Regions from separate parts of the Homo sapiens genome. Here region 1 is linked to region 2. A link is a contact called in ENCODE Hi-C or POLR2A ChIA-PET data. All regions are on one chromosome and are shown on one strand. Each heading gives the region's core, a stretch centred on a gene start or an enhancer-like site at or near the end of the contact. The rest is flanking DNA. Distances are from core to core; before and after follow the strand shown. Region 1 overlaps DYM (dymeclin). Region 2 overlaps CTIF (cap binding complex dependent translation initiation factor).

What was found. A loop is a pair of places that touch in the nucleus more often than their neighbours do. ChIA-PET counts read pairs that join two places held with the same protein, here RNA polymerase II (POLR2A). Pooled maps may share reads with other maps.
Region 1: a pooled map shows a loop between it and region 2 (4-fold over the local background). The contact joins two enhancer-like sites. A Hi-C loop is called at or near these places in 3 of 50 pooled maps. POLR2A ChIA-PET finds 5 or more read pairs at or near these places in 3 of 52 experiments (GM12878, OCI-LY7 and PC-9).

Annotation. Positions count from the first base shown.
Region 1 is chr18:49,036,987-49,043,844 of GRCh38, reverse strand. It overlaps DYM (dymeclin), which reads left to right. Exons shown (of 18, transcript NM_001353214.3): 18 at 1-6,858. DYM-AS1 (DYM antisense RNA 1) reads right to left here. Exons shown (of 5, transcript NR_148999.1): 4 at 3,776-3,845. Among named protein-coding and RNA genes, the nearest start is that of MIR4744, 9.4 kb to the left of the region's middle. Within about 2 kb of position 1,709, at least 3 of the 41 ENCODE cell types and tissues checked have a DNase peak (open chromatin) inside an H3K27ac peak, as active enhancers do; they include OCI-LY7, where a contact is called at or near this core.
Region 2 is chr18:48,829,670-48,837,236 of GRCh38, reverse strand. All of the region lies in intron 10 of CTIF (cap binding complex dependent translation initiation factor), which reads right to left. CTIF-AS1 (CTIF antisense RNA 1) reads left to right here. Exons shown (of 3, transcript XR_935449.3): 3 at 2,238-7,567. Among named protein-coding and RNA genes, the nearest start is that of CTIF-AS1, 8.4 kb to the left of the region's middle. RefSeq lists enhancers at 1-536, 537-1,437, 3,900-4,563 and a silencer at 4,005-4,299. Within about 2 kb of position 3,041, at least 30 of the 41 ENCODE cell types and tissues checked have a DNase peak (open chromatin) inside an H3K27ac peak, as active enhancers do; they include OCI-LY7, where a contact is called at or near this core.

The DNA.
Region 1 (6,858 bases), core at 460-2,959, 210 kb before region 2:
AGGAAATACACAACAATAATAAATGTAAAAACCTGCTATTCAACATGCAGTTTTATTTCGAAGCCAAAAATCTAGAGCTTTCCCAAGATCCTGTTGCCTTAGGCACATCACACTTCAACAGTGCACACTATCCAACAGTGCACACTATTCAACAGTGCACACTATTCAAAAGCGTAGACTATTTTTTTGCATGTTCAAGATATTTGTTTTGGTCTTATGTGTGTGTGAGAGAGAGAGATTCCTTTGACATTAAGGAGCATCAATGAGAAAAGATGATGAGGCAGGAATTAATAAAGAAATGAAGTCGTGTGTGTTTGGTTGCCTGTCAGAGGGCACACAATTTCATAAACACCATGCCTGGACAATTTGATATTAATATTTAACACCTCTGCATCTTTTCTTAAAAAAGAATATGGGCCAGATACAGTGGCTCACATTTGTAATCCCAGCACTTTGGGGAGCCAAGTTAGCAGAATCCCTTGAGCACAGGAATCTGAAACCAGCTTGGGCAACATAGTGAGATCCCATCTCTACAAAAAACTTAAAAATTAGCCAGGCATGATGGCACATTCCTGTAGTCCTAGCTACTCAGGAGGCTAAGGTAGGAGGATTGCCTGAGCCCAGGAGTTCAAGGCTGCAGTGAGCTAAGAACGTGCCAGTACACTCCAGCCTGAGCCACAAAGTGAGACCCTGTCTCGCAAAAAAAAAAAAAGAAAGAAAAGAAAAAGAAAATGGCTACTTCTCATGAAGCCCAGATTAACTTTTCTGTGAATATGGCCTGTGAACTGTTGCTGGAATTAAATTGGAGTCTAGCACAAATTAAGTTAATCTACTCTGTATTAATCATTGGGAAAAAGAAAAGCTTCATTTGAAAACAGTCTTTTTCCTTCACCCACACTAATAGAAAAAGGAGAGTAATTTGTTCATACTGTATTCCACGTGGGATGAAAAGCATGTTTTGCTCTTTGTTTCTGGGCCGGTGTGATCCGTGTGTTGGTGCCTGAGCTGGAGGAAGGAGCTTCTTGCAGGGAAACAGCCACTGGGGCCACATTGAGGGCCAGTTGGGACCTTCCTTTCCAGTCACACTCTGTGTCCTCACGGGCCCCTTCACAGTCTAGATAAGGAGCCTAGTTTCATTCTCAAAGAAAAAGTATTTGGTCTTCAACATAGAAAGCACAAAAGCCCAGACGAGACTGAGCACACTGTTCGAATCCACTGCCAGCTCATCTGTGTCAGGGCTGGCTTCTCCTGTCCTGTGTCCCAGGGCTGCAGGCCCGTGTTATTTGAGTCCATCAAATCTTCCGAGGGCCTCGGAGGAACCATTCTCAGTCACCCCAAGCTCTGTAAAAGGTCAAAACACTGGCAGCCTCTCAGTGCACCACTGTGTGGGCTCCACACGGGAAGGCCTGGCCAAGCTGTGCTCTTAGAGGCTGTCGAGGTAGGGCAGGAAGCTTCCCTATCCTCGTCTGGATGGAATGAAACAGAGGTTCCCTAAGGCCAAGGGACTCGTGGAGCGCCCATCCCGGGTGGGGTCCCAGAGGTGAGTGCAGCTTGCCTCCTGTCCCCAAGGGGCTTGTTCTGTCAGGCCTCCTCCAGTCACTGCTGGAGTGGGGACTCTGACTCCTGTGTTCACCTCAGAGCCCATGTACAGGCTAGAGGTGAGGCTTGGCAACAACTTCTACTAATACTTAGCTTTGTGGCAGAGCCAGTCTGAAGGAGGAGAAGCGCTCTCAGCCAGCAGGGGGAGTGATGATTATCATTTCAGGTAGCAAGGATATGTATTTACTATGTGGGGAAATAATTTGCAACTTTAATTTGTTTCCAAAGCATTTTGATTGGCTTCCTTTTCCTTTAAACCAAAAAATTGTTTAAATGTTTAAGGGTCATGTGGAACAGCTGAGCTTCTGGCAGGACCACAGAACTGTCCTCTGAGTCTGAGGGCTGGGCAGTGCCACAGGACAGTCCCTGGGCTGCAGGACTGTCAGTGCTTGTTGTGTGAGGAAATGAGGCCCTTCAAAAACCCAGTCATCTTGACAGAGGGCACACTCCCAAGGAAGGCCTGACTGGGGAATCATACAGCCTCTCCTCCAGGCCTCTGGGCTCACTGAGGTGCCCCCAGAACCCTGATTGCCCTCCCCTCTTTCCCTTTTCTCATTCATCACACAGTAGAAGCACTCACTAGCTAACAGCTCAGCTGGGGCAGCAGCCTCCATGGAGGCCTGCAAGTGATGCTCCCAGTCCTGGTTCCCGCTCAGGAGGGAGGCCCCACCACGTGCATCACTGCCTCAGCTCTGCAAAGTCACCAGAGGCTTCTTCCTGATTTTTGTGAAAGATTTATTATATGGCAATAAATCTGAATGATAAACTTTCATTATACTTGCATTAATTTTGAGTATTAGTTTGCTTAGAAATTTTTACACGAAGTAAAAATGTGTAATGATGCAACACAGGATCATCGTGTGTTCAGATGGAAATTGGCATCTGATTTTACCCCAGATCTGAAGCTGTTACTGCATTGTGTCATTTTATCAACAAAGACTTCTGCCACAATATTTACTTTTAAAAGAATTTGTCCCTTTCAATAGCATCTTCCCTATCAAGAGTTCAAGGCACTTTGCAGAAGAGCTTCAGATTTCTAACTCTAGTTCCCACAGTCACCCGTTGAGGCTGGTGTCATACAATCTATGAACAACAACCTTGCAGCAGGACTGCCACCATTCAGCAGTGCAGACAACACAGCTCAAGGACAAAGACAGAGAAAGGAAAGAAGAGAAGGTCCCTGAAGGTGAAGCATAGAAAGTACACTGCACACACAGTTCTCTCTGGAAGGAAAGCACAGGAGCTGGGAAGTAGACGATAGAAAGTGGAAAGGACACAGGACCAGCATCAGAACACTCAGCAACTTCCTAAGAGCTTGCTAAGGTACATCCAAGAGAAATATTTAGTGAGGGAAACTTTTAAGCACTGGAATTGTTAATATATCATACTTTAAGCAACATTTCGTCCTTTAGATTCCGGGAGCCAGGGTTTTGCATTGGGTGGTAGAGCTCTCTGCATAATTGAGTCACCCTGTGCTTTTTTGCAGAGCCATAAATTTTTGGCACTTGCTGATACTTCATAGGCTGGAGTCTCTGCAAGGTCAACCCTTTGGGTCTCTTAATTCTTTCCTAGGCACTATCCTGCAATATCAGTAGTTGCCACTTGATTTTAGGGACTGATTATTAGGCCTTCTGACTCCAAATTCAGAACAATTCCAGTGTCCTACATCACCTCCTGGAGTCAAAGAGGTCAGTTTCTATTCAGTGATGAAGAGCTAAGCTAGCTATGCATATGAAGAACTGAGAAGTAGATTATAACACACAATCCACAGCAAATAATGCATATTTATTTTGTATGAATTAAAGCATAAAATTTAATCTCATTAGCGTATAGCTATTCAGAGTTCCCACTCAAAGCAAGGGAGACTCACCAGTAGCCCCAAGACCCTTGGCCAGGTCATACTCAACCCCTAATCTAACTTCACAAGGCTGTCTAAATGTCAGCTACTCAGACACAGCCTCTGGCATTAGCAAAATCCCCCAGAGGAAAAGCAGCCCCATAGAACTGGACAAGTAATACTTAACTATCTTGTTGACTCTGGGGTCCTTCAAGCAAATTTTAAAAATATTTTTACCAGATTTCCAAGTTGTCCTTAGCTTGAGGGTTGGTCCTCCATTACTGTCATTGGACTATCCCTCATGGGTAGTGCAGTTCAACTTCTAAACCACCTCAGTACCTGAATGTGGTCCGAGGTGAAACCAGATTACTGATGCCTTCAGGTGCCCAATTGAAGCAAATGGCAAATTCTGTGGAGGAAGTAAACATAACCCAAGGCCTCAAATTATTTCTGCAGTGTTGCAATCAGAAATACCCAGGTATGGGAGAAGACCAGACAACATTAATTACTTGAATTAAAACCATTAGAGGAAAACACAGACAATAGAAATATCCAAACAGACTCCAGATAAAGTTGTCGCAGAATTTAAAACAGCTATGGTTACTGTGTTCAAAAAAATGAGACGCATGGTCAAGAATTTCAACAGAGAGTTAGAAACTGTAAAAGGCGCATTGGAAATTCTATAACTAAAGTACTGTAATGAGAAGAACAGTGAACAGGTTTAAGAGCAGATTAGAAATAACTGAAAAGAGAATGAGTAAGATGAAAAATTGAGGGTGAGGGGTGGGAGCAGGAATTATATAGTAAAAAAAACAGAACATGGAGAATAGAGGGTAAGAGACTTAAAGGGTACAGTGAGCATGTCTGACCTGCTCAGACATGCAGGGTAGTTGGCATCTCAAAAGAGTAGAAGAAAGGAATATTTAAACAAATGGCTGAGAACTTTTCCAAAACTCATGAAAGATATCACACCAAAAATTCAAGAATCCCTCCCACAAACTCCAAGTGGGATAAATAAAAACAACCCACACCTAGAAACATCATAGTAAAACTGTTGAAGACCAAAGAAAAATAATATTTTAGACCTGCTGGGGTGGGAGAGGGAATATAACCATTAAAGGAGCAATAATATTAGACTGACAGCTCCTTCTCAGCAGAAACAATGGAAGACAGTGAAATACTGCCTTTTATGGTTCTGAAAGAAAATGACTGCCAACCTAAAAATTTCTAATCAGGGAAAATATCCTGCAAAAATGAAGAGGATATGAAGACATTTTTAGAGAAACAGCTAGAAGAATTAATCAGCACGCCTACCCTAAAGGAAAATTTAAAAGGTGTTTTACAGGCAGAAGGAAAATAATCCCAAACGTAAGGACAGAGCCCTAGGAAAGATTGAAGAGCAATGAAAATGACACATAAATATTGACTACATAAAACAATAATTATGTCTTATGGAGTTTTAAATATATAGAGAAATAAAATGTATGAAAATGAAAGGATTTATGTGGGAATTTTAAGTGTTCTAAGACACTTGGCATCATCCAAGAAGAGAGTAAAAATTCATTTAATATTAGTCTTTGATAACTCATGTATGCATGATAATATTTGAGATATCAATAAAAGTGTATAGCTTTCCACATAATAAGAGAGAATTCGAATAATCAATTCAGTGGAAGATTTAAGAATTGCAAAAGAGTCTAAGAAAGAAGAAAAAGCAGAACAGGTGGAACAAATAGAAAGCAAGATATTTGTGATAAATCCATTATTACACTAAATGTAAATGGACTAATGCTCAAATGTTGACAAATATTGTCAGCCTTGTTTTAAACCATATGCTATTTACAAGAGACATTTTTAGAACATGAATTTAGAAATTTTGGAAGAAAAAGATGGAGAAATACATACCCAGCAAACAGTAACCATGAGGAAACTGGTGTAGATATATTTAAGTAAACTTTAAGGCAATAATTTTTTTAAGAAATAAAAGGGTCAATTCAATTACTAGAAAGATAATCTAAATTTATATGCACTTAAAATATAAACTCAAAATATGTAAAAGAAAATTTGATAGGAAATTTAGACAAATATGCAACCAGAGTGATATTTTAACATGCCTATTTTGTTAATTGGTAGAAAAACTAGCATACAAAAATCAAGTTATAAAAGATTTAAGCAATGAAATGAGCAAACCAAACGGATGTATGTAGGACACCAAACTCAATAACATACTTTTCAAACACAAATGGCACACACTCCAAAATACTGGGCTATAAAGGTTTCAACAGGCTAGGCACAGTGGCTCACATCTGTAATACTAGCACTTTGAGAGGCCAAGTCAGGAAGATCACTTGAGCCCAGGAGTTTGAGACCAGCTTGGGCAACATAATGAGGCCCCACCTTTACAAAAAATAAAAAAATTAACTGGGCATGGTGGCATGTGCCTATAGCCCCAGCTACTTGGGAAGCTGAGGCAGGAGAATCACTTGTGCCCAGGAGGTCGAGGCTGCAGTGAGCTATAATTGCACTACTGCACTCCAGCTTGGGTGACAGAGCAAGACCCTGTCTCAGAAAAAAAGTCTCAACAAACCTGAAAATACTTCAAATGAAATATGTTCTCTGACCATAATAGAATCAAGACTAATTATTTACAAAAAGATAATTTTATAATCCTCATATTTTTGGAAATAGATTTCCAGGTAACCCATCTGTCAGAATCTTAATGGAAATTTGAAATATTTTGAACTGATCATGAAAATACTACATATCAAAACAGAGAAAAAACTTGTGGGATGCAAATAAAACTATGCTTAGAAGACCTTTTAATTTTATTTTAAATTTAAAGAGTACCTGTTCAGGTTTGTTACAAGAATATATTGATGATGCTGAGGTTTGGGCTCCTAATGATCCTGTCACCCAGATAGTGAACATAGTACCCAATAGAAAGTTTTTCAGCACTTGCTTCCCTCTCTCCTTCCCTTCCTCCCTCGTTTTGGAGTCCCTAGTGTCTATTGTTCATATATATATATACACACACATATATATTTAAATGTTTATGTTAGAAAAGAAGAAAGGTTAAAAATCAATTAAGCAATTACCTCAAAAATTTTAAAAACAGCACATGAAACCCAAAAATAAGCCAAATTACTGATATAGAACACAAATATACAATAAAGGGAATCAAAGTCAAAAGTTGGTTATTTAAAAGGATTAAGAGGACTCATTGGCTGGGCATGTTGGCTCACATGTGTAATCCCAGCACTTTGGGAGTCACCTGAGGTCAGGAGTTCAAGACCAGCCTGGCCAACATGATGAAACCCCGTCTCTACTAAAAATACAAAAATTAGCTGGGCGTGGTGGTGGGCATCTGTAGTCCCAGCTACGCAGGAGGCTGAGGCAAGAGAATTGCTTGAACCTGGGAGGTG
Region 2 (7,567 bases), core at 1,792-4,291:
ACAGGGATGAGGATTTGGATCCGAGACCATGAGGCTGTTGTTCCTCCCTTTACCAATGTGTGTATGGGAGGCCCCGGGAAAGGAGACCCCCCAGCCCCTGGGCATTGGATGGGAGCCAGGAGGAGAAAGATGAGGTCCCCAGTCCTTGGCAGCTCGTAACCTCTGGACCTCACTCCTTTGCCCCCAGGCCAGGCAGTGCAGGCTTTGCTGTCAAACCCTGGCTGCCTCAGTTTCCTGCCCTTCCCCGCTCCTTATGCGATGGGAAGGGACAAACAGCCCAAATGTGGGCAGGGATGCAGGACTAGTAGCTGACAATTTCCCAGGGTGTCCCACTGGGCCCCGGCGCCCTCTCAGCAGGCTGATGGCAGGTGATGTGGACTAAGCAGGGGACACACTCACAGATGGCATCTATGTGCGGTGCCCAGGAGGAAACCAGAGGCACAGCTTGGGTGGCAGCAGAGCCAGCACCAGAACTCAGATTTCCTGACTCCTAGCTGGTTGTTCCTGCACCAGGCAAAGAGGAGAGGAGTGGAGGAGGAAGGCCTGGCTAATCCTTACCTGGGCATGACCAACGGCAGTCTCCTGGGGCTTCCCACCCTGCTTCCTTGCCCCTCTAGGGGAATGGCAGGTGCTGGCAGTCCAGGGGGACCTGGTGGGATGTTGGGACCTGGAGGGCTGAAGTGATGGGGTTGGTTGGGGATCTCACTCACTGGTGCCTCATAATCGCCCAGGCCTTTGGAGTTGAGGTGTGAGAAGCTGGAGGGCCTGCCCCATACGCATCTTAGGGGGCAGCAGGGTGGTGGAGGGGTCCCCTAGATGCCAGTGGTGACCCCACTGTCCTCCAGGCAGAGCAAGCAGGGCCCACACAGCCCTTAGAATCAGGCCTTGAAAAAGACCAGGCTGAGCATGGGGACCCTGAAGGGCAGCCCAGGGCCTCTCTGGGGGCTGCTGGCTGTGCTCAAGAGGGGGCACCTGATGGGACCACGTCAGCTCCAGGAGAAGCACAGAATATACTTTTTAACTCTGACTTTGTTGCTGGGATCTTGAATGCTCCAGAGCACAGTGGGAGCTGCCTCTTTAGAGAAGCAGCTGCTGGGGGAGGAGGGAGGTGGGGCCTGGAGGTGGGTGGGCTCCAAGGCAGTGGCTCCTAGGGCGGGGGTATGCATTTGTGCCTTCCTGCAGCAAATGTTCATGGGCTAGAGGGCCTGGGGCCATGGGGACCAAACAGCCCGGTGCCTGTCCCCAGGCCACCTACAGTGGGGGGCAGAGGGGTAGAATGACAAATGCAAACAGGGAGCTGGGAGGGAGCCCCCTTTGGATGGATGAGGTGATCAGGGCAGGCTTCTCTGCAGAGGAAACCCAAAGGTTGAGTAGGGGGCAGCCAAGTCAGGGGTGAGGGCAGGTGGGGGGCTTGGTGGGAAGGGACCATGACCGACAGCTCCCACACAGTCCCCTCTCCACACCTGGCCTGACATGTCCTACTTGATCCTCACATAGTCCCATCACTGCTTTATGGACCACGCCAGAGGGGGGAGATCAGATGATCTCCAGTGTGCCCAAGGCCACTCATGGGGGTCAGGGAGCTGATTCTCAAATCCAGGAATATGCCTTGAAAGTCTGGGGCTCCCTTCTGCACTGTGCTTATAGATGTGGGATCCTTAGCTTTCTTGGGAGCATGGATCCCTTTGAGGATCTCGATGAAAAATCTGCACCTCTCCCAGAAAAATGCACCTCTGCACAGGTTCACAGATGTCTGCATACAATTTCAGGGTTCTCAGACCCTGAAGGCCACCAAGGGACCCAAGTACATGAGCCTTACACAGCACAACCTAAATCGTCAATGGCAATGTCTCAGGAGTGTAGGACAGTGACTGCCTCTGTAAGACCATCAGCACAGCCATGGCCACACATGTTGTCTGGAGGATCAGGTGGCCTTTTTCTGTGGCTTTTGAGGTTGAGGCTGGGTACCCTTGTGGCTAATGCATAATGCCAGGATGGCCAATAAAGACACCATAAAAATTCCCTGCCGTGTGCCTGACACTGGACAGATTTAATCTCCAGGTCTTCTGGGAACCCCGCAGAGGCAGGGGCTGTTTTCTCATTTTACTGATGGAAACTGAGGCTCAAGGAAGTGAAGGAATTTGTTTCAAGTCCCAGGCAGTACCACGAACATGGGATTTGAAATCACGCAAGTCTGACACGCAAACCTTGGTTCTTTCCTTTTTCCCTTCTCACAGAGGGTGCTTTTCGCTTCCCGGAAGCTGGCAGGGAGTTCCTCTAAAGCGCAGGTTGGAGTGGTCAGAAGGGAGCGAACTGACAGCACGAGGAAGGCTCAGCGCATGCCAGCTCCACTCACGGGAAATGACTCACTGCAGCCCTGCTGCTCTCGGGCTCCGGGGGACACATCCACATTTCCTGTATCTCGGCTAGAGCCTTGGGCAGTGTGAGCTGGCAGGGCAGATCGCTGAAGGCGGCTAGAGATAGAAAACCACCCAGCTCTGCATCCTGAGACAAAGAAGCCTTTCCCTGGGCTCATATGATAGAGGTACGTTGCCTCTGGGCCTCAGTTTTGCCATCTGTAAAATAGGGTGAAGGTCAGACTAGATTGGGCATATTCAGTGTGGGATCCCCCTAATGACGGCATCAGCATCACCTGGGAAACTGCAAATTCTCCTTTATGACAGTGGCTCTCAAACTTTAATGTGCATTGAAACCATCTGGAGGAGAGGAGCGTTTCCCACTTGAGAACCACACAGCGGGATCAGGGAGGGGCGAACTATAGTCCACCGGCCAAATCTGGCCATGGCCTGCTTTTTATGGCCCATGAGCTAAGAATAGTTTTTTCCATTTTTCAGTAGTTGGGGAAAAAAATCAAAGAATATTTTGTGACATATACAAATTATATGAAATTCAAATCTCAGTGTCCATAAATAAGGTTTCGTTGGCACACAGTCACTCTCAGTCATTTGCATATCGTCTACGGCTGCTTTTTCCGCTATGAAGACAGAGTGGAGGCGCTTGCTCTCCTGGTTACATGCTGCTGCTCACGCCCTACACCTCGCAGGGATGTGGTTAAACTCGGCTTTGCCTCTTGGCCTGCAGAGCCTAAAATATTTACTATCTGGCCCTTCATACCAGACATTTGCCGACCCTCATCTACAGAGAGAAGGGAAAGGAAGAGAACGGGAGGGGAGGGGAGGGGAAAGGAGGGGGAAGGGGAGAGAAGGGGTTTGTGCAAGAGCTGGGGTCCCTTCTGGGGAAAAAATGAGCTGTCAGGGGCTTTTGGAATCTGAGAGAGTCCTGCTCTGCGCTGGGCCAACATTTGGAATCTTTTGCACAGTTGCTTTGAGGGTGATCTGGAAGGCCCCTCTGACCAATAAAGACCTTCCCTCTTGCCTGTATGAAAACCTAACATTCCACTTCTAGAGCAGGGGCTCTTACCTGGGAAGCCCCCCATCCAGAGGCCAGGCTTCGGGGGTTCTAGGTAAGCTTTTAAGCATGCAGGTGTTTTCTGGGGAGAGTTTGGTGGCGCCAGTGACCTTCCCTACCCCTCCCAAATCCCAAGCACCCTTTTTGTTCCTTTGGGGCACACATTTTTCTCTCCCCACCCCTCCTTTCAAAATGTGAAAGTCCCCGGAAGGGGGACACTGTGCACCTACATCTTCCTACCTAGGAAAGGGGTGAGGTGATCTGATGGGACTAGGCAGGCTTTAGGAACGTCCAAGGAGTCTGAGGAGAGGTGGAGGGCGGCGGGGGCAGGGGGGCATTTAGAGAGAGGAAATGGGAAAGAGGGCATCTTTCCCAGAGGGCTGCAGGACCTCCGAGCCCACACTATCTGTACTCATCCACTTCTCCGCATCAGCAAGAGGCATCCAAGACTCGCAGCCCACACGGCTACCCTCCCACCCTCACTGGTGGGCACTTCCACTCCCCAGGCCCCACGAGGCCTCCCGCCTGCAGCGTTAGCCAAGCAAGTCTCAACTCTGGCCCTGGGATTCCAGGTATTTTCCCAGCCAGCCGCACCTCATCTAATTGCTTTCCAGTCAGCTAATCCCTGGCCCACGCCCTCCACTCCAGCCAGGCAAGCCACCTCTGTGTGGCCAGCAGGAGCTTCTGAGACTTCCCATGGCATGCATCCAAGCCTGGGGCAGCCTCTCGCCTCCCCTTGCCCAAACCACATCCTCTTTGCCCTTCCCCACACCTCAAACTCTCCTCTGACTAACATTTCCAAAAAAAGTAGAGCTTGGTCCAGTCCAGACCAAAAGCGGCAGACTAATTCATTCCCTACCACCTCCGCCCCCCAGACTCAGCACTTCCTGACTATCAGGAAAGAACAATCAGCAAAAAGTGGAGCTGTACCTACTGTTCAATTTCTAGAGCTAATTGTTTTCAGCAGGGTTTTGGCCTTAATTAAAGGATAATTAATTACTGAATGTGTGTTTGCATTTCCACAAGTGTGTTTGCGTTTCCTAAGTCTGGCTTTTAACCCTGGGAAACCAGATTCAGCAAATACTTTCATGTTTCAATACTTCTGAGTAAGGGAGAAGGTCTTAATTACAGAAATGGTAGTCCTGTGTAATCAAGGGGCAATGCAAGAATGAGCTAATTGTGCCTTCCACACACTCGGCCACGATTTCTGTCGAGCTGCTGTGAGGAGAGGGTGGCAGCTGCCCAGCCCTGCCCAGCACTGTGTCCCTATCCGTGGATTCTCTTATCCCTGTCACGCAACTGGCCACCCCTGCCACAGCCCTTCTCTTCCCTTTCTATGTGTTTCTTCTTTCCTACCTTTTCCCCCTCTTTAGCACTTTGGGAGGCTGAGGCGGGATTGCTTGAGCCCAGGAGTTTGAGACCAGCCTGGGCCACATGGCAAACCCCGTCTCTACTAAAAATACAAAAAATTAGCCGGGGGTGGTGGTGCACACCTGGAGTCCCAACTACTTGGGGGGCTGAGGTGGGATGATTGTTTGAGCCTGGGAGGTTGAGGCTGCAGTGAGTCCTGATTGTGCCACTGCATTCCAGCCTAGGTGACAAAGGGAGACCCTGTCTTAAAAAAAAAAAAAAAAGAAGGACCACGTTTTCCAGACCCTGCAGGGAGCTCTCCAGCCAGGCAGCCCCCACACGCACACTGGCTGTGAGCTTGAGGTTTTAGTATTCATGGTGCCCCTTTGCTGCCTGGTGCTATGAGAGGCTATGAAAAGTACTTTTGAGACTTTGGGAATCCAGTTACTTTAGGGGTCCAGAACTGCTCCAAAAGCCTGAGGATTCCAGAAGCTGCCTCCAGACCGCCTGGTCCAGCGTAATAGCCACAGGCCACATGTGGTCTTGGGCACTTCAAATGTGCCTGAGTCCAAATTGAGAGCTGCTTTCAGTGTAAACTACAGACTGGATTTCAAAGACTTCGTACCAAAAGAGAAGAACGTAAAAAATATCTCATTGGTACTTTTTAATATTGATTACACGTTAAAATGGTGATTATTTGGATATATTAGACAGCATAAAATTAATTTCACCTGTTCCCTTTTCAGTTTTTTAAAATGTGGCTACTAGGCCATGTAAAATTACACGTGGCTCACGTTATATTGTTACTGGCCATGTTGCTCCATAGGTGAATTCTGCTGTAATTGTCAAGGTTTCCGTCATCTTCAAGGTCTGTGACTGTGGGTGTCCTTTCCCACCCACTCCATTCTCCCACCCTTCGTGCCCCCTGCACATACTCCTAACTTCCTCCGTTCCTCATGGGAGGGGCAGTGAGGAGGGCCCTGCTGAGCGCTGTCACAGTGTACAGCAGGTGCCCAGGCCCCCACAACAATCCCTTCCCCATGGGCTCTTGGTCCAGGGAGCTTTGCTAGAAGCTCCTCCTGACTTCTCCTAAAGATTGTGGTTTGTGGGATTCTGACTTTGGACAGACTGAATCTCATATGAAGCTCGGTGGAGGGTTGTTGAGAAAAGGCCACTTAACCAAAGGCAGGGACAGAACAGAGGCAGCTTCGCAGGCTGAGAGCACTGTTTGCACTGGTTCACTCACAGTGTGGGCACAAATGCCCCTTTTGGGCTTGCTTGCTGGGGTGATGGGGGGTGTTTCTTTTCCCTTTCCCGTTCTGAGCTCATCTCCAGGGACCACTACCAGCCAGCCCCACTCTGCTCACTCACATTGCCCCTTCAAGGGTTCTGGATTTATCTCCACTGAGAAATCATTCCAGATGAATTCTAGAAGGGCTGACTATTGTCTCTGGCTTTGCTCAGTCTAGGCACTCTACTTCCTTAATTCAGTCAATAAGTATCTACTGAGGACCTGCTATATACCAGGCACTATTCTAGGCACAGGGATACAGCTGTGAATAGACACGTTCCCTGCCTTGAGAGAGTTTCCATGCTAGTTGAGAGACAGAAAATAAGCGATTAACAAAGAAAACTCCAAGCCAGGCACTAGTAGGGCAATGAAGAGAAGGCAGTCAGGCTGGGGACAGTGGTGGGGGGACAGGCTGGGGCGTGGTCGGGGGGGGGTCTGAGAAACTGACTTCTGAGCAGAGCCCTGGACAGGCACCTAGAAGAAGGGCCTTCTCCCAGAGAGTGAACCAAGGTCCTGAGCCTTATTCTACTGTGTTCTTCCACATTTTTTCCCAGTAAGCAGCACTTCAGTTTATACAATATAAAATATGCTGTGAACCCATCCTTTTATTTCATGTCTTTGTTTTTTGGGGGTGGTGTACCTCTCAGACAGTGAGCTACAGGGAAGGGAGGAAGTCAATTTATAATCAACAAATCTGGCCGGGCGCGGTGGTTCACGCCTGTAGCCTGTAATCCCAGCACCTTGGGAGGCCAAGGTGGGCGGATCACCTGAGGTCAGGAGTTTGAGATCAGCCTGGCCAACATAGTGAAACCCCGTCTCTACTAAAAATACTAAAATTAGCTGGGTGTGGTGGCACACGCCTGTAATCCCGGCTACTCAGGAGGCTGAGGCAGGAGAATCCTTGACTCTGGCAGGCGGAGGTTGTAGTGAGCCAAGATCACATCACTGCACTCCAGCCTGGGTGACAGAGCGAGACACTGTCTCAAAACACAAACAAACAAACAAAAATAATTAACACATCTACCCAAGGGCCAGAGAGGGTAAGCTGCAGAAGACTGTCTGCCTCCGAAACCCACCTTCTTCCCCTAGCATTCCCCTCCTCTTCCTGGCTACAAGAGAAGGCTGATCCTGGAGGTTCTTTCTCAAAAGGCCTGGCCCCGCCCACACTCTGACCTACAGTTCAGTGCTGGCGGCAATGAGAGCAGAGCCATCAAGAAGGAGCTGGAGCCTGGCTTGGTCTTGAGGTGGACAGAAGGGAGGAGAAAAGTTAGTTCCCTAAACATCATTCACATCTGAAGGCAAGAATGGCAGCAGGTGGATATCATCAATGCTAATTTGAGCTACAGGTCCTGAGAGCTGGAGTCGGTTGGAGAAAGATCCACAGGGGTCCTGGAGAGCTGTGTGTGCTTTATTCACCCTCGGCTCTTAGTGCAGGGCACCGTTTGCTCCTCCTCTCCCCAGGAGACAGCAGCTCTGTGAGGACAGGGACCCCAGCGT